2 separate regions of the Mus musculus genome follow, and region 2 is linked to region 1. The links are chromatin loops, found by intact Hi-C in ENCODE. Cell type or tissue: heart. All regions are shown on one strand. Each heading gives the region's core, and the rest is flanking DNA. Links, peaks and the distances in the headings are about the cores only.

The links. A loop is a pair of places that touch in the nucleus more often than their neighbours do. Peaks named below come from ENCODE experiments on the same cell type or tissue, not always from the same donor. Only the 100,000 strongest peaks of a DNase experiment are listed, where the experiment ranks them.
Region 2: it touches region 1 in a loop (4-fold over the local background); 20 of 42 quality-filtered maps call a loop at or near these places.

What each region holds. Positions count from the first base shown.
Region 1 is chr8:64,938,198-64,945,785 of GRCm38, reverse strand. Gm32507 (a long non-coding RNA gene) reads right to left here. Exons shown (of 4, transcript XR_379050.2): 3 at 3,188-3,334; 4 at 1,051-1,965. Among named protein-coding and RNA genes, the nearest start is that of Gm32507, 4.6 kb to the right of the region's middle. In heart, for the core only: a CTCF peak has its summit at 4,169; no DNase peak of the experiment used is centred there; H3K27me3 peaks cover 754 bases.
Region 2 is chr8:64,729,710-64,737,297 of GRCm38, reverse strand. It overlaps Msmo1 (methylsterol monoxygenase 1), which reads left to right and starts at 3,720. Exons shown (of 6, transcript NM_025436.3): 1 at 3,720-3,790. In heart, for the core only: a CTCF peak has its summit at 3,578; a DNase peak (open chromatin) is centred at 3,577; H3K4me3 peaks cover 1,560 bases; H3K27ac peaks cover 1,517 bases.

The sequences.
Region 1 (7,588 bases), core at 2,878-5,377:
CTGGAACAGCTAGCTGAATCATGTTGGCTCCTTCCTCTCTACAACCAGCTTCTCCACAGACCCTGGGAAGGAACAGCCCTGAAATCCTCAAAGGACATTTCCTTATGTACTGCACACTTTTAACTGGCCTTTACTCTTTTAAATGAGCATTTACTGGCGTCTGTTAATTATATGTAATAACAGGTTTCATTATGGCATTCTCATACGTGTGTGTATAAGGTATTTTAGTTATATACAGCGCCCGTTGCCTTCTCTTGCCCCCTCCCACTCATTCCCTTTCTTTTCCCAGCTAGTCCCCTTTCTGATTGCAAGGCAGCAATGTGAAATGTGTGTGTGCATGCTTGAGCATGTGCCTGTTTGTGTGTGATGTAATGAGTGTAAGATTACATACTTACAGGATCATGTGTCACTTAACAATCCCTCCCTCTCTCTCACTCTCCTCTCCCTCTCCCCCCTCCCCCTCTTTCCCTCTCCCTCTCCCTCCCTCTCCCCCTCCCCTCTTTCCCTCTCCCTCTCCCTCTACCCCTCCCCCTCCCCCTCCCCCCTCTCCCTCCTTGATTAATTCTTTATTAAGAATATAGAAAGTCAGGCCATTGAGTGGCTTAGCAGGTAAAGGTGCTTACTCTGAAAGCCTGACCTGATGACTTTCGTTCAATCCCCTAAACCCATGAAAAGTAGCAGGAAAGTGTTAGAGAGATGACTCCGCAGTTAAGAACACTGGCTGAGTTCAATTCCTATCGACCACAAGGTGTCTCAAAACCATCTATAATGGGATCTGATGCCCTCTTCTGGAGTGTCTGAAGACAGCAACAGTCTACTCACATGCATAAAATAAATAAGTAAATCTTTTTTTTTTTTTAAGTAGCAGGAAAGAACCAACTCCACAGTGTTTTCCCCGACCTCCATTTATTACACCACACCACGGATACCCCACCCCACAGAGGAATAATAAACAAAACAAAAAATCTAAACATACTTTAAAAATAAGTAAAGTTGGATTCAGATCTAGTTTAGCTGTGTTGGACTTTTTTTTTTTCTTTTGTGTTTTGAGGCAGAGTCTTATGTAGCCTAGGCTGGCCTCCAATTCCTTCTGTGGCTACAGATGACCTTGAACTTGTGATCCTGTCCTGCATGACAGGTAAGAAACACAGGATGCTGAAGAATGGGTTAGCAAGCAGCCAGAGAAGTAAAATGAGAGCCGTGGTAAGGAACAGAACAAACAGGGCCTGTGTGTGCAGGTCGCTGAGAGGACGTGAAATAGGCCAGGAAGGCTGAGGACATCAGATTGGCAACCACCCTCTGATTGTCTGTGTATTTCCTGTCTGTCCTTCTGTCCGTCCTTCCTTCCTTCTTGCCACCTTTCCCTTTCCCTGTCTTGTCATCTCTTCTTAGGTTTTTCTTCTTTTTCAGCACAGACTGGCACGGAGCTCCGGCTGGCCTTGAACTTGTTGTGTAGTTGACAGGATGACCTTGAATTCCTGATATTTTTTGTTTCTGTTGCCCAAACACTGGGATTACAGCTCATCACATAATTCACTCTTACTTATATTCACTATTGTTACTGTGTGTGTGCACACTCACAGGCATGTGAATGTGTGCCTGTGTGCATGCTACACCGTGCATGGAGGGCACGGCTATTCCTCTTCTCCCACCGTGGGTTCCAGGGTTCAGACTCAGGTCATCAGCTGGCATGGCTCGAGCTTTGACTGGCTTGGCTATTGTGCCAGCCATGTCTTACAGTTTTAAGAACACCTTTTATTCTGAGCACATTTTCCTGTCTGTCTGCAGTCCATCCAAGGCTAACCAGTGCTGAGCAGAGAGCCTTAGAATAACCAAGCTCAACTTAAATTCGACTTCCAGCACTTTCCTTGTCTGTAAAGTGGACAGACGGACATTTATAAAGGCAGAGTAAGTGGTAGAAGCTTGCCTCACGAGCTGGAGGAAGAGTAGCTTCAATCTCCAACACTGAAAAAGAAATATCTTCCTTTGCATGAGACTGCTATGTTTGAGGACCTCATGAAATTCTGGCTTCCTTCCTGTCCCGTCCCCTCCCCTCCCCATCTCTCCACTGCTCTATATTATAAATTGCTGGGGTGGAGGGGCCAGGTGCACACAGTGCTCTTTGTGGGCCTCCAGCACTGCACTAAGTGCAATTAAGTATCTAATAAATGCCTTTTGATTAATTTCAGCATCATCCTAAGCAAGTGAAAATCACTCTGCCCAATCTCCCTGATTAGATGTTTCCCCTGGAAGAAGTTCAGATGGCATCGATGCTAAATTCAGCACCGGTGAATTTTAGCAAATGGCCTTATGAGGCTTCGGTTCATCTCTCCTCAGAGATGGGATGATCACCCTCACACCTGCCTCCCAGCCCCACCTCTATGCTTTTGGACATATTTATCTCTACACCTGGAATATGAGACCCTGCCTTTTGATCAGTGTATCATATACTTTTCTTGTTTTGGAGACAGAGTATCAGGAAGACTTAAGGAAGGAAGGTTTATTTTGCCTCATAGCTCATCTACATAGTCCATCCCGACAGGATCCTCACACAGCGGGAGCTCCAGGCAATCGCTCATCTCAAGAGGCAGGAAGCATGGGTGGGGGTGGAGGGTGAGGCTGGTGCTCACAGGGGATGTGGGGTGCAGCTGGTGCTCAGTTCCCAGGGGGTGGAGGATGTAGCTGGCGCTCAGCTCTTAGGGGAGGGATCTGGTGCTCAACTCTCAGACGATGAGAGTGCTCACCTTTAGAGGTGGTGCTGGGGGCTCAGTTCCAGGATCCCAGCCCATGGAATGGTGCTGCCCATATTTAGGGTGAGGGGAGTCTTCCTATTTCATCCTAATCTAAAAGTGCCCTCTACACCTCCCCAGAGGTTTGTTTCCATGGTGATCGTAAAGCCCATCAAATTGACACTCAAGACTAATCACCACAATCCTAGAGTTATGTAACCTAGAGCCAAAGGGGCTGAGAAGCTGAGGGCTCATGGGTGAGACTGCTGAGCGCCTGTGGCTTATCACTGCCCCCGCCCCACAGCAGACGGGCAGCAGATCGCTCAGGAGTAACCCTCATTTCTCTTTGTTCACCTGCCATTGCTCTTCTGCAAGAATCCAGTCTCTGCCGGGTGTTTGCTGATTCTGCAGATTTCCTGAAGGGCTGGGGAGGGGGGGGGGGAGTGCAGGGTCCTCACCTGTTTCCGCTGTGCCGCCACTGCCCTGCTTCTCTCCTCCGGATTTCTCTAATTGGCGAAAACCCCAAAGGAACATTTCTCCTTGTTTCCTGCATCCGTGTATAGCTCACATTTTGTTGTCTGCGCAGTTTCTCGACGCTGTAGCCCCTTCCCCAAATAGTTTATCAAAATATATTTGTTGTTTTACTTTTGTTGACACAGGGTCTCATGTAGGCCAGGTTGGACTCCAACTAAGTATGTGGCCAAGGATAGCATTGGCCTTCTGATCCTCCTGCCTCCACCTCACCAGTAAGTACTGGGACTGTAGGTGTGTGTCACCAACCCCCTCAGGCCCGCCCCACAAGTATTTCTTCCCTACAAAAGAAGAACTCTTTTCTTATCATATATTAATTGTATATAATAACGCTGCATTATGACATTTTTATGCACTAATGTACTGTGCTCTACCATACCCTCCCGTTAGCTCCCCCCCAACTTCTTATGTTCCCTTACTGTCCCCTCAACTTTTACTTTCATGGATGTGTGTGTGTGTGTGTGTGTACATGCCTGTGTGTATACGTTTCTGTTCTCTTTCCTCTTGTATTTAAAAAAAAAAAACATTATTTTTTATTTATTATGGTGGACGGGAGGGGTGAGGTGGAAGGGTCACGAGAGTATTACAGTGCACACGTGGAGATGAGAGGACAACCTCTAGAGTCCGTTATTTCCCTCCACTATTTGGGTTGCCAGATGGAACTCAGGCCATCTGCTCGGGACTAACTCCCAGGCTCTGTGAAGATACAATTTCTCCACCTCTTTACATCGCTCTCTACTGAGCGCTGCATCCCTACACCACACCAGTAGCTGCTTCCTAGATTCAAGCAATGGAGTCAGGGCAGGTCGTGATTTACACTGTGTGTTTTGGGGCACTGTGAATGATGTGGGAGATTAGAGGAGGTGACTGGCAACGTCGTAGACTTTAGTGGTGCAGTTCCTATGATCACCACTGAGTGGCGCTGTTCCCATGTTAGTCCGACAAAGATAACGCTGCTGTAGGCTATCAAATTTTCAGTTTCTGGCTAAGCCCTTACAATGATGGTCCTGATTCCTTTTAGTGGTATAGTTGAGAGGCTTTAAAAGTGACTTCTAAGAAAGCAAAGTGAGCTAGACTTTGAAAAGAACTTAGTGCCGCACTTGGTGATAGGACACTAATAGAGCCAAACGTCTAAAGACAGAATTCAATTAATTTTTCATCTTTTTGCTGGCGTGGAACTCACTATGCAGAGCAAGCTGGCCTCAAATTCGGATGATCCTTCTGCCAAGTGCTGGAATTGCAGCCTCACTACCATGCCCAAAGTTGTAATTTTAAAATGTAAGAGTTCCATGTGACAGAGTAATATATACTTAGAAACTGAGGCAGCTAGCGGCCAGTCGGGGTAATACAGTGAGATGGGCATCACGCTCCTTACATAAGGAGGAGACCCCTACTACCGGTGCCAATATCACCATGTTTAGGTCACCAAGGCCAGACTTTTGAGCCCCGCATTAGCAGTCACTGTAAGTCTTACAGTGAGGGGACAGACACAAGAAGCCAGGGTGAACAACCAAAATTAAGGAATATTTCAAACCTGTGGCTTTGAAAAACTACAGTGTAGATGACTTTGCTTTCCCTTTAATAAGACCAGGAAAAGAGAATTGATATTCATGGCATACATGCTAATATCAAGCGTTGATACAGTAATGGATATTACACTCAGCGAACAATGAAGGTTACTCCTGGGGGCTTCCTATGCAGAGAGATCTGCTCCCTGTCTGTGGCCAGAGCTCCAGCAAAATGTAAGCTCACGTGAGAACAACGTCCTAGGCTTTCCACCGCCTACGTGAAGGTGTGGTTTGACTGAGAATGCCCCATAGGCTCATATGTTTGATATCTAGACCAGCAGTTGGTGGAACTGTTAGGGAAGGATGGGGGTGTGGCCTTGTTGGAGGGGGTGTGTCACTGGGGCTGGCTTTGAGGTTTCGGAAGACTAGCACCATTCCCAGTGTGCTCTCTCTGTGCTTCCTGTTTGTGGATCTGGATGTGAGCTCTCAGGTTTCTCTCTCTCTCTCTCTCTCTCTCTCTCTCTCTCTCTCTCTCTCTCTCTCTGTGTGTGTGTGTGTGTGTGTGTGCGTGTGTGTAGGTCAGAGTACAACTTCCGCTACTATCATCAGAAACACTGTCCACCTCCCTTGACACAAGATCTGCCATTGCTTATGTATGCGAGTGGTTTTCTTCTCCAGGCACACTGTGTCCACAGAGACACCAGAAGAGATGCTTGAATCCCCGGGAACTGGAAACATGGCTGTTTGTGTACAACTATATAGATGTTGAGAACTAAACCCCAGCCTTCTGGAAAGCACGCTTAACCACTGATCTATCTCTCCAGCTATCTCTACTTTGCTTGTTTGAGACGGAAGCTCACTCTCCCAAGCTGGAAAAAAAACCTTTTTGTATGATGCACGCTTGCCTCTAACTTGTGTGGCTCCTCCGTCTGCAGCCTCCTAAGTGTTGGAATTACAGGTGTATACCATCAAACCAGGCAAAACAGAGCGAGCGAGCGAGCGAGCGAGAGAGAGAGAGAGAGAGAGAGAGAGAGAGAGAAATTCTCCCTACAGAGCCCTGGCTGTCCTGGAACTCACTGTACACACTGACCTTGAACCCACGGAGAGTTGCCTGCTGCCGCCTGAGCTCTGGGACTTTGGGCAAGCACCACTACACCCAGACACTTGCCATTTTATTGTATGCAGTGTACTTTGAACACAGGAAAGTGGGTGTTTCTGATGGAAGAAAAAGTTTTCATCTGAAATTTACTTTTTAAGACTTTTTAAATTTATGTGTATGTATACATGTGTATACATGCCTATGCCTTGTGTGTGCACAGGTGCCCACAGGGCAAAAGAGAGCATTTAGATGCCCTGGATCTGGAGTTATAGGCAGCTGTAAATTGCTCACTATGGACTGGGAGCTAAACTTGGCCCCTATGGAAGAGAAGAGGACATTCTCTTAGGCTCAGCAGAGCCTTCTTCTCAGCCCTTTCTGAAATTATTTTAAAATTGCAAGATTGAGACAACAGAATAAGGTTGCTACGTTGCCGAAGAGATGATTTTGCACATGCATTCTTTTTAAATTGTCTTCAATATTGCCTTTATAAAGAAATCTTAGATGACATTTTTATTAGATTTATTCATTTTATGTGTGAGTTGTTTGCCTGCACATGTGTGTGTGTTTGTGTGTGTGTGTATGTATATATATGTATATGCATGCACCATGTGTGTGCTTGGTACTCATGGATGTCAGAAAGGGCATTAGCTACCCTGGAGCTGGAGTCATCAGTAGTTGAATCACCCTGTGGGTACTGGGAATCAAACCCAGATCCTCTGAAAGTGCAGCAAGTACCCTGAACCTCTGACCAACTCCCAGCTCTACATAATTGACAATTTTAAGGCATGAATGGAAAGCAACAGAAAACAGGTTCACTTAAGGCTTTAAGTATTAGCCTCCCCCACCCCCATCTTTCTTCTCTTTTCTTTTTCTTTTTTTTTCTTTCTTTCTTTCCTTTTTTTTTTTCAGAAAAAAACAAAACAAAACAAAACAAAACAGGGTTTCTCTGTGTAGCCCTGGCTGTCCTGGCATTCACTCTGTAGACCAGACTGGCTTCGAACTCAGATATCTGCCTGCCTCTGCCTCCCAAGTGCTGGGATTAAAGGCGTGTGTCACCACTGCCTGGCCCATGGCAATCTTTCAACTGGATATACTCAAATAATTGCAAATTTTAGGGAGTTGCACAGTCTGCTCTAGGGGAAGAGATGCAGTGATTTTATATGTGAGCATCCCTACATAATAAACATGGAGGTATAGTATTGACGAACAGCCTCAAGCCTTCTTCAATCTGCTATAAGGCTAAGAAGGGAACCGGAGGCCTGGCTCAGCAGTTAAGAGCACTGGCTACTCTTACAGAGGACTTGGGTTTCATCCCCAGTGCCCACATAGCAGCTCACAAGCATCTGTAACTCCAATCCTAGGGATTCCAAACGTTCTCTGACCTTTGAGGACACCAGGCACACATACAGCACATGCATGCAGGCAAAAATATCCATATACATAAAATTTAAAAAAGAAATCCAAAAAATATCCATATACATAAAATAAAAAAAAAATAAATCCAGAAGTGGTTGTTGGGTCCCCTAGACCTGGATCCAGGAGCCAGTTGCAGGCAATTGCAATCTGCCCAATGTGGGTTCTGGGAGCCAAACTCCCATTCTCTGAACTGGCAGCAAACGCACTTAAGCAAGTTGTGAAGCTGGGCGTGGTGGCACACACCTTTGATCCCAGCACTCGGGAGACGGAGGCAGGCGGATTTCTGAGTTCGAGGCCAGCCTGGT
Region 2 (7,588 bases), core at 2,230-4,729, 210 kb after region 1:
TAAAAGGTTCTGAACTTGAGAGAACACAAGAGGGAGTATATGGGAGGGGCTGGAAGAAAGAACAAGAGGAGATGAGGTAATTTAAAATGTGTGTGTGTGTGTGTGTGTGTGTGTGTGTGTGTGTGTGTGTGTGTGTGTGTGTATAAAAGGAAGCAGTCTGGGCTTGAGTAAAGTCAAGGCCAGATCTGCATACTTGTTTCTCAAGGGAGCCGTGCTGCCTGCTTGTCTTGAATCTACTTGTTGGCTAAAAGCAGAGAGGTCTAAGGTTGAGGGCAGTAGTGGATATGCTACCAGACAACTTAGTTCTTTATGTCAGGCTCTGTTCCTTGGCTGTGTGTTGTGTAATACTGTACTACCTGATTATGTGCAAAGAACACCTTATTTCAATTTGCTCTTAAGCACTCGGTCTTCTACAGACTCCCATGGCTGCTGGTGCTTCATTTTGGAGCAAAGGTTAGATGGCTGAATAGAGGCATATTTTGGTATCGGGTTTCTTAAACTAAGCCTAGGATTCTCCACTGTATAAAGGAAAGGCTCCAGTGTGTTGAACCCACAGACACAGAAACCATGTCTGTGTCCTGTGCTATGTATGCCAGTTGTGAATTTTAAGAAATTTCTTAGGCTTTGACTCTCACTTTATTATGACAAAAATTAAGACAGTGGGTAGTGTTATGTCACAGAATTTCATAGGATTTGAAAAAAAAGTGCATGTTTTGTGCCTGGACCCCTAGGTAGGTTGCATTTTACTGTGTCCAGCCATGAACTTCCAAGATTTAGGAATAGTTCACAGAGATACATATGATTCTTCTGGGGTTTAATGCTGAGGCTGAGTCCATAACCAATGCTTCCTGTGAACTCTTTGACTTGTGGCTTGATCCTCAACGTCTCACACAAGCTAGGCAGGGGCTCTACCTCCCAGCCTACTGAGCTTGTTAAGTGTACATACTTGCTGAAGTGTCTACTGTTAAAAAAAAAATGGCTAACGTGCTCAATCTGCCCCCACAGTGTGTGACCAGCACTGTCACATCCACGGCCTCGGACAATAGGAGGCAGGGGATCTGGACCTGGGATAGCCAAGCAATGCAATCCTGAACCTGTTAGGTTAAGAGTTACAGCCTATCACCCTGGAACAGCCAATAACCAGGCTCACACTGGCCAGTAGAAAGAGTTGGGTTGGGGAGAGAAAGAATCCTGCTTATACTTAATAGCTGGAGGAAGAATCGCTTAGGGAGCACCCCACTTTCTCTATGAGACACAATTTATCTGACTCAGGCCTAACAACTGAGCTGCAACCTTAACCTCACAAGAGACACGTTCTTTTCCTTTGAGGTGACCTGCCTGCCTCCACACTTTATAAAGAATATGTGAGCTAAAGGCATGGAACACTTAGCCATGAGTACAAGGTACACTGGATTCCCCAGAAACACCCATCAATGGAACTTGTTCAGAAGATCAAGCCAGAATTGCAGGGAAGGGAAGACAGTTAGTTCCATGCAGAAAGGGGGGGGGGGGGGAGAATGACATCTTTCTATAGAAATTCTAGGATAGCTTGCACACAGTGTGCACTTCAATGAAAATGTATACTTTTCATGTAGATGGGAGCAGGGCTGGCCTCAATGATGCCCTTGTGCAATTTTTTATTAAATGATTGGCAGAGGTAGGTGGATCTCTGTTCAAGGCTGGCTAGAGTTACATAATGAGTCCCAGTCTCAAAAAAAAAAAAAATCATGTTAAATACCCCAGCTTGGCCTCATACTCAGAACAATCCTCCTGCTTCGGGGTGGGGGTTGGGGGTACGGTGGGGGAAGGTTATTCTTGTTTTGAGATAGGGCCTCCTCATGCAGCCTGATTGGCCTTGAACACGTTACGTAGACAAAGCTGACCTTGAATTCTGATCCTCCTGGTCCGATCTGCCAAGTGCCTGGGTTACACCACCACAGTGGATATGGTATTTTGTCGTTGTGGTTTTTCTGGGACACCTTCTTTAAGGAAAAGATTGGCTTCCTGTCACCACATTATCTCTAGATAGGCTTTCACAAGTGGTGTAAAAGGAGCCTAGAGCTGTAGTCTAAGCGCTCCTGTCTTTGGGCACTCACACTAGCGTTACACAGGCTTGGTTCTTAGCTCATCTGCTGGTTTAGGTCCAGGTCTTGACACCTAGGGAGCAGATAACTCCCTTGACTTAGAACCAATTTCTACCTGTGGAACTCAGCCCCCTAGAATGTTAAGCATAAACTCTACCCCTGAGCTGCCTTGCCAGGGCCTCAGCATACATGTGCCCCTCCCCCTAGCCTCTCTGAGCTTTGTTCTCAATCTGCAACACGGGAAATGCTGGCATCCCTCAGCTATTGCAGGATCTATATTGCACTAGTACCCTATGGTCCATGTGCAGAGATTTATTAAAAGATAGTTGCCAGGCTCAGTCAGCACAAGCCTGAGCGTATGAGGTTAACCCTCAGCAGCACAAAGCAGAAGGAAGCACAAACTCCCCTTGTGAACACACACTCACAGACAGACACTAAATGAGATAAAAAGAATAGAACTTTGAAAAAAGCTTCACTTATTAAAGTACGTGGGGGGCAAGATGGATGATCCAAGGCCTGAGGACTAGAGGTCAAGGCCGTCCTTAGGTTACGTATCCAGCTCAAAGGCCAGACTATAACTCGAGACCTGTCTTAAGGAAGATCGAAATCTAATACACAAAATTGTCCATTACATATAAATTGTCAGGTTACCTTAATATCATTTTCATATTTATGTCTCAAAAATATTATTAACATGAAAATTTAATTCCTAGTTTTATTAATCTGATTACAATAAATATTAGAAAGTGATTTTTTTAAAAACTCCAGGGTAGCCTAAAAAAAATCCAACTTACATCACTGATTTTGTTTTTATTATTTTATATTATTTGAAAATGTCATCCATCTATACAGTTTATCTTGACCATATTTTCCCCTCATTCCCCAACTATAACTCCCTCAAGCCCCATCATACCTATCTGTCTATCTCTCTGTCTCTCTAGCTTTCTGTGTCTCTGGCTCTGTGAGTGTAAGAAAAAGGATACATTAATAAATTTGAAGAATAAATTTAGTATGTAAAAATTAATTATTTATAATGGAATTCAAACTATTATAACTAAACTATATGATATGTGGACCAGTTTAAAGTGAAAATAAATGTAGTATTCATACTAGTATAAATAATAAGAAATAAGTGTCATTTTCAAAAAAAAAAGAAAGATCGAAATCCAGAATAAACTACAGGAAAGCAAGACCAAAAACTCAAATCAGTCTTTAAAACATATATACCACTTTTTTCCCCGGGTTCTGGATGAAGCCAAGCCAATGTGAGTAGCAAGATGCTACAACCCAGCGCACCCACAGCACTGGGCGCCTAGGAACCCACCGCTTGGTTGCCAAGGCGACGCCGGGTCCGCGCGGCTGCCCCGCCCCGTCACGCCGTCACGCGCTCGCGCGGCGCCCCGCCTCCAGCTGCGCTGCCGCGCGGACGACTGGCTGGCCGCGCGGGTCTCACTATTCTCACTCCATCCGCGCAGCCAATGACTGGCGCCGCTAGGGCTTCGTTGACTTGAGTCACACGCTGCCGGGCCTTAGCACGGACCAATCACTGCACGGCGAAGGCAGGGCGGGAGTGGGGCGGACCAATTACGACAGGCGAGCCGGGGCCCGGCCTCCGGGCCCTGCCCCTGAGCCGGCAGAGGTAGTGAGGAGGCCGCTGCACCTGCCAGGACTTGCGCTTAGACCGCTGTCTGTCGCGGGGACGCCAGGTAAGGCGCTCTCTAGCCTGATCCGGGTGGAGGGCGACTGAGACGGGGACCAGCAGGGTGGTGTCCGGCTGAGGCCGGTAAGGATGCGGTGGGAAGAACCTGGGTGGGCTGTGCGAGACTCCAGGCAAGGAGCCTAGGTTCTCAAGTGATGCAACTGGAATGACAACACTTCCTGCCCTTTAAAGAGTTTGCAATCACCTGGAGTCTGGTTCATTGACTTGAGTCTTAAAAACTTTTTACAAAAACACCATCACCAAGTGGGGGAGTAGGGTGTGTTCTGTGTTTGTGGATCTAGGAAGCTGTCCCAGAGGTATTGTAGGATGTGGCTCCATGTGAGAGAGGGGTGCATGGACGAGAGGTCTGGGCTTCACATTAGGAGAATTACCCGCGCTTGAACCATGAAGGTTTAAACTTATGTTTAAATGGATCCTGACCCTGTGCCTAAGGCTTCTCTAAGCTGCAGTGCCGAAAGAGGGGCTGGGATCGTCAGCCAGGAGTTAAGTTATCCTACGAATACATTTTTTTTTTCATCCTTTTTATTTTTTGAAATCCGAGGATCTAGTCTACCTGATTCAGATCGAATTTCCAGGCAAGCAGGCTGCTCAAAACTGAAAAGGCAGGATATTCATTTCAGCAAAGCCTGCTTTCCCCTCTCCTGTCTGATCACTTTATCTGACACTTTGTTTAAAACTACATGCCCTGTTTTCCTCTCCTCATTACGGAGCGTGAACTTGAGGTAACTGAACGCTGTCTCAGCATTGTGTGGAAGTTGGGAGACTTAGTCGAGGATGCCGAGTTAGAGACTAGAACAGCTCTTTTGGAGGTGATGAAGTTTCTCAAGTTAGGCATTAAAGCGTGTTTGCGATGGGCACCTGAGGCACTGTAGGATGCATTCAAGTTTGATCCAGGCCAGCAGCCTTTTGGGTAATCAGAATCTAAATCAGGATAAGAGTTACAGATGATGGGTATCAACCAGCATTCCATGAGACTAGGAAAAATGTCAAATGGAGAAATGTCAAATCTTGATGGTTGCTGAGTGTGTGGGCGAACACTGGTAATCTCAGCAGGGTATCAGGAGTTCAAGGTCGTCCTTAGTTTCATAGTTTTAAGCCCAACTTAAGACACAGATCTTGAGACACAGAGAGACAGGCAGAGAGAGAGAGAGAGAGAGAGAGAGAGAGAGAGAGAGAGAGAGAGAGAGAGAGAGAGAGAGAGGAGAGAGAGGAGAGAGAGAGAGAGACAGACAGACCTGGGGCACTTTGTGAAATTTTTTTTAAGAGTAAGTTGAGCATACGGATAGAAATAGAAAACGATGGGGAGTGAGAACATACCGCCAGTGTGAGCAGCCTTTTCAGGGGGCCTGGGTAAGCTGTACTCCTCCACTCCCCATCCGTGCAACTTTGTACTGTTATTCATTTATCCTAAGCCTCAGCTCATCATTTGAAAACCAAGGATCATAGAAGTTCCTCTATTTCACAGCGAGGCAAGGGTTTAGCTTAAAATGACAGCATATACTGGGTATGCAGAAGGTGCTCAATAATTGTTAGCTTATTTTAGATGCTGTGTGCCAGGTCTTATGTTCAGTGCTTAACATGATATTTATTGAGGTTTCCTGACAAATTATTATTATAGTATTATTATTAATATTATTGTCTTTTTTTTTTTTGAGACAGGGTTTCTCTGTATAGCCTTGGCTGTCCTGGAACTCACTCTGCCCCTGACTCCCAAGTGCTAGGTTTAAAGGCATTGCAGCACCACTGCCTGGTGGCAATTTTTTTTTTTTTAGTTTTATTTATAAGTTATATGATTACATTGTAGCTGTCTTCAGATACATCAGAAAAGGGCATCAGATCCCATTACAAATGGTTGTGAGCCACCATGTAGTTGCTAGGAATTGAACTCAGGACCTCTGGAAGAGCAGTCAGTGCTCTTAACTGCTGAGCCATCTCACCAGCCCCCTCTTGACAAATTATTATTGAGGAATTTTTTTTTTTTGATAAAACTATGGCTCAGAATTTTATCATTCCATAAGATCTGGGACGTGTAGCAAGGACGTCAGTGTTCATTTGGTCATTGTCAAATTTGGTATTGACCTCAGGAAAAATGGAGATTGGTACAATAGTCTTGTGTTTTGTAATTTTGTAGTAGAGGGTTGACAAAATCTTCGGGTGGGTGGGGATCTCAGTGGTAAGAAACCTGTGTGGGTGGAGGAGGGTGGGACTTTCAATCTGGACTTTCATTGTAAGAAGGGTAAGGTGGCTTAGAAGAGATGACAGGAGATAAGGAATTCTTGTCTGCCTCCTCCTCTCCCTTCCTTTCCCTCCCCTCCCTTCCTTTATTCTCCTCCCCCCCTCTTTTTCTAGACACTATCTCACTCAAGCCAAGTTGAAACTCACCAAGATTTGAATGTGATTTTATTTTATAAAAAATTTTAATTAAAAATTGCCTATTTTATGTATACCAAGTGTTTTGCCTACATCTCTGTTCGTGGAAGCTTGGTACCCTTGGTGTGAGAAGAAGGCATCAGATCCCTTGGAACTGGAGTTCTGTATGGTGTGTGCAACCATGTGGGTGCTGGGAACTGAATCTAGGCCCTCTGCAGCAAGAGCAACAAGTGCTCCTCACTGCTGACCCAGTCTCCAGTCCCATGCAGGTATTTTTAGAATGAAGAAAGTGGGCTTCCTGCGAACATGAAGGACACGAAATGAAAAAGGATAAAGGAGAGCCATGTCCTTGGTAAGATACACACTTAGGAAGTAGAGAGGCAGAGGCAGGTGGATCTCTGGGAGTTCAAGGTTAGCCTGTTCCACTGACTTGAGTTCCAGGACAGCCGAGGCTACACAGAGAAGCCCTGTCTAGAAAAGCAAAACAACACAGCACAGCACAAAGCAAAGCCAAAAGAACAGAGAAGACTTATTGAGAAGAATGAGGACAGATTGTGAGGCCAGCAGGTGTGGGAGGATAACGGATGGGTAGGAGTGAGTTGGGGGTCTGAGAGAAGGTGATTTACCTTCCTAGCATCTGTCACATAGATCAGTTGTAGAAGTGGTAGCGCATTCTAAAAGTGCCTGTTGTTGACTCTTCTAAGGCTATACAAACACTATTCTTTTTTGAGATTATATATCCTGTATCCTGGGCTGGCGTTGAACTTGATAAGGTATAACCAAGAATCACCTGGTACCTCTGATCCCCCTGCCTCTACTTCCCGAGCGCTGGGATTACACATATACTATACCTAGTGGAGCTTTCTGTATGCTAGCCACACACTTTACCAACAGAGCACTAAAATGTGGTTCTTGTCTTGTTTTGTGTTTTTAGGGAATGGGGCCCATCAATTCATAAGTGACAAACAGCAGAGATATTTTCACAAAAGTGAGATTCACAGTGAAATTCGTCATGTTTGATTGGTGACTGATTAGGCTAACACTTATTAAATAGGTACCATACATACTCTCCTTTAAGACATTAAAATCATTAAAATTGAGCTGGGTGTGGTACCTTTAATCCAAGAACTCAGAAGATAGAGGCAGGTGGATCTGTGCCTTCAGGCCAGCCTGATCTGCAAAGTGAGTTCCAAGACAGACAGGTCTACACAGAGAAGCCCTGTCCAAAACAAAAAAAGGAAAGAAAGAGAGAAACTAAAATTCCTCCTGTCACTTCACAGACCACCACTATAAAGTTTTGTCCAGTACATTTTCTGTGTGTCTATGTACTATGAACACATGCATGAGATGAGAGTGTTCGGAGGAAGTATATGATTTATATAAAAACTAGGGACTTCTGTTTTACATAGTCATA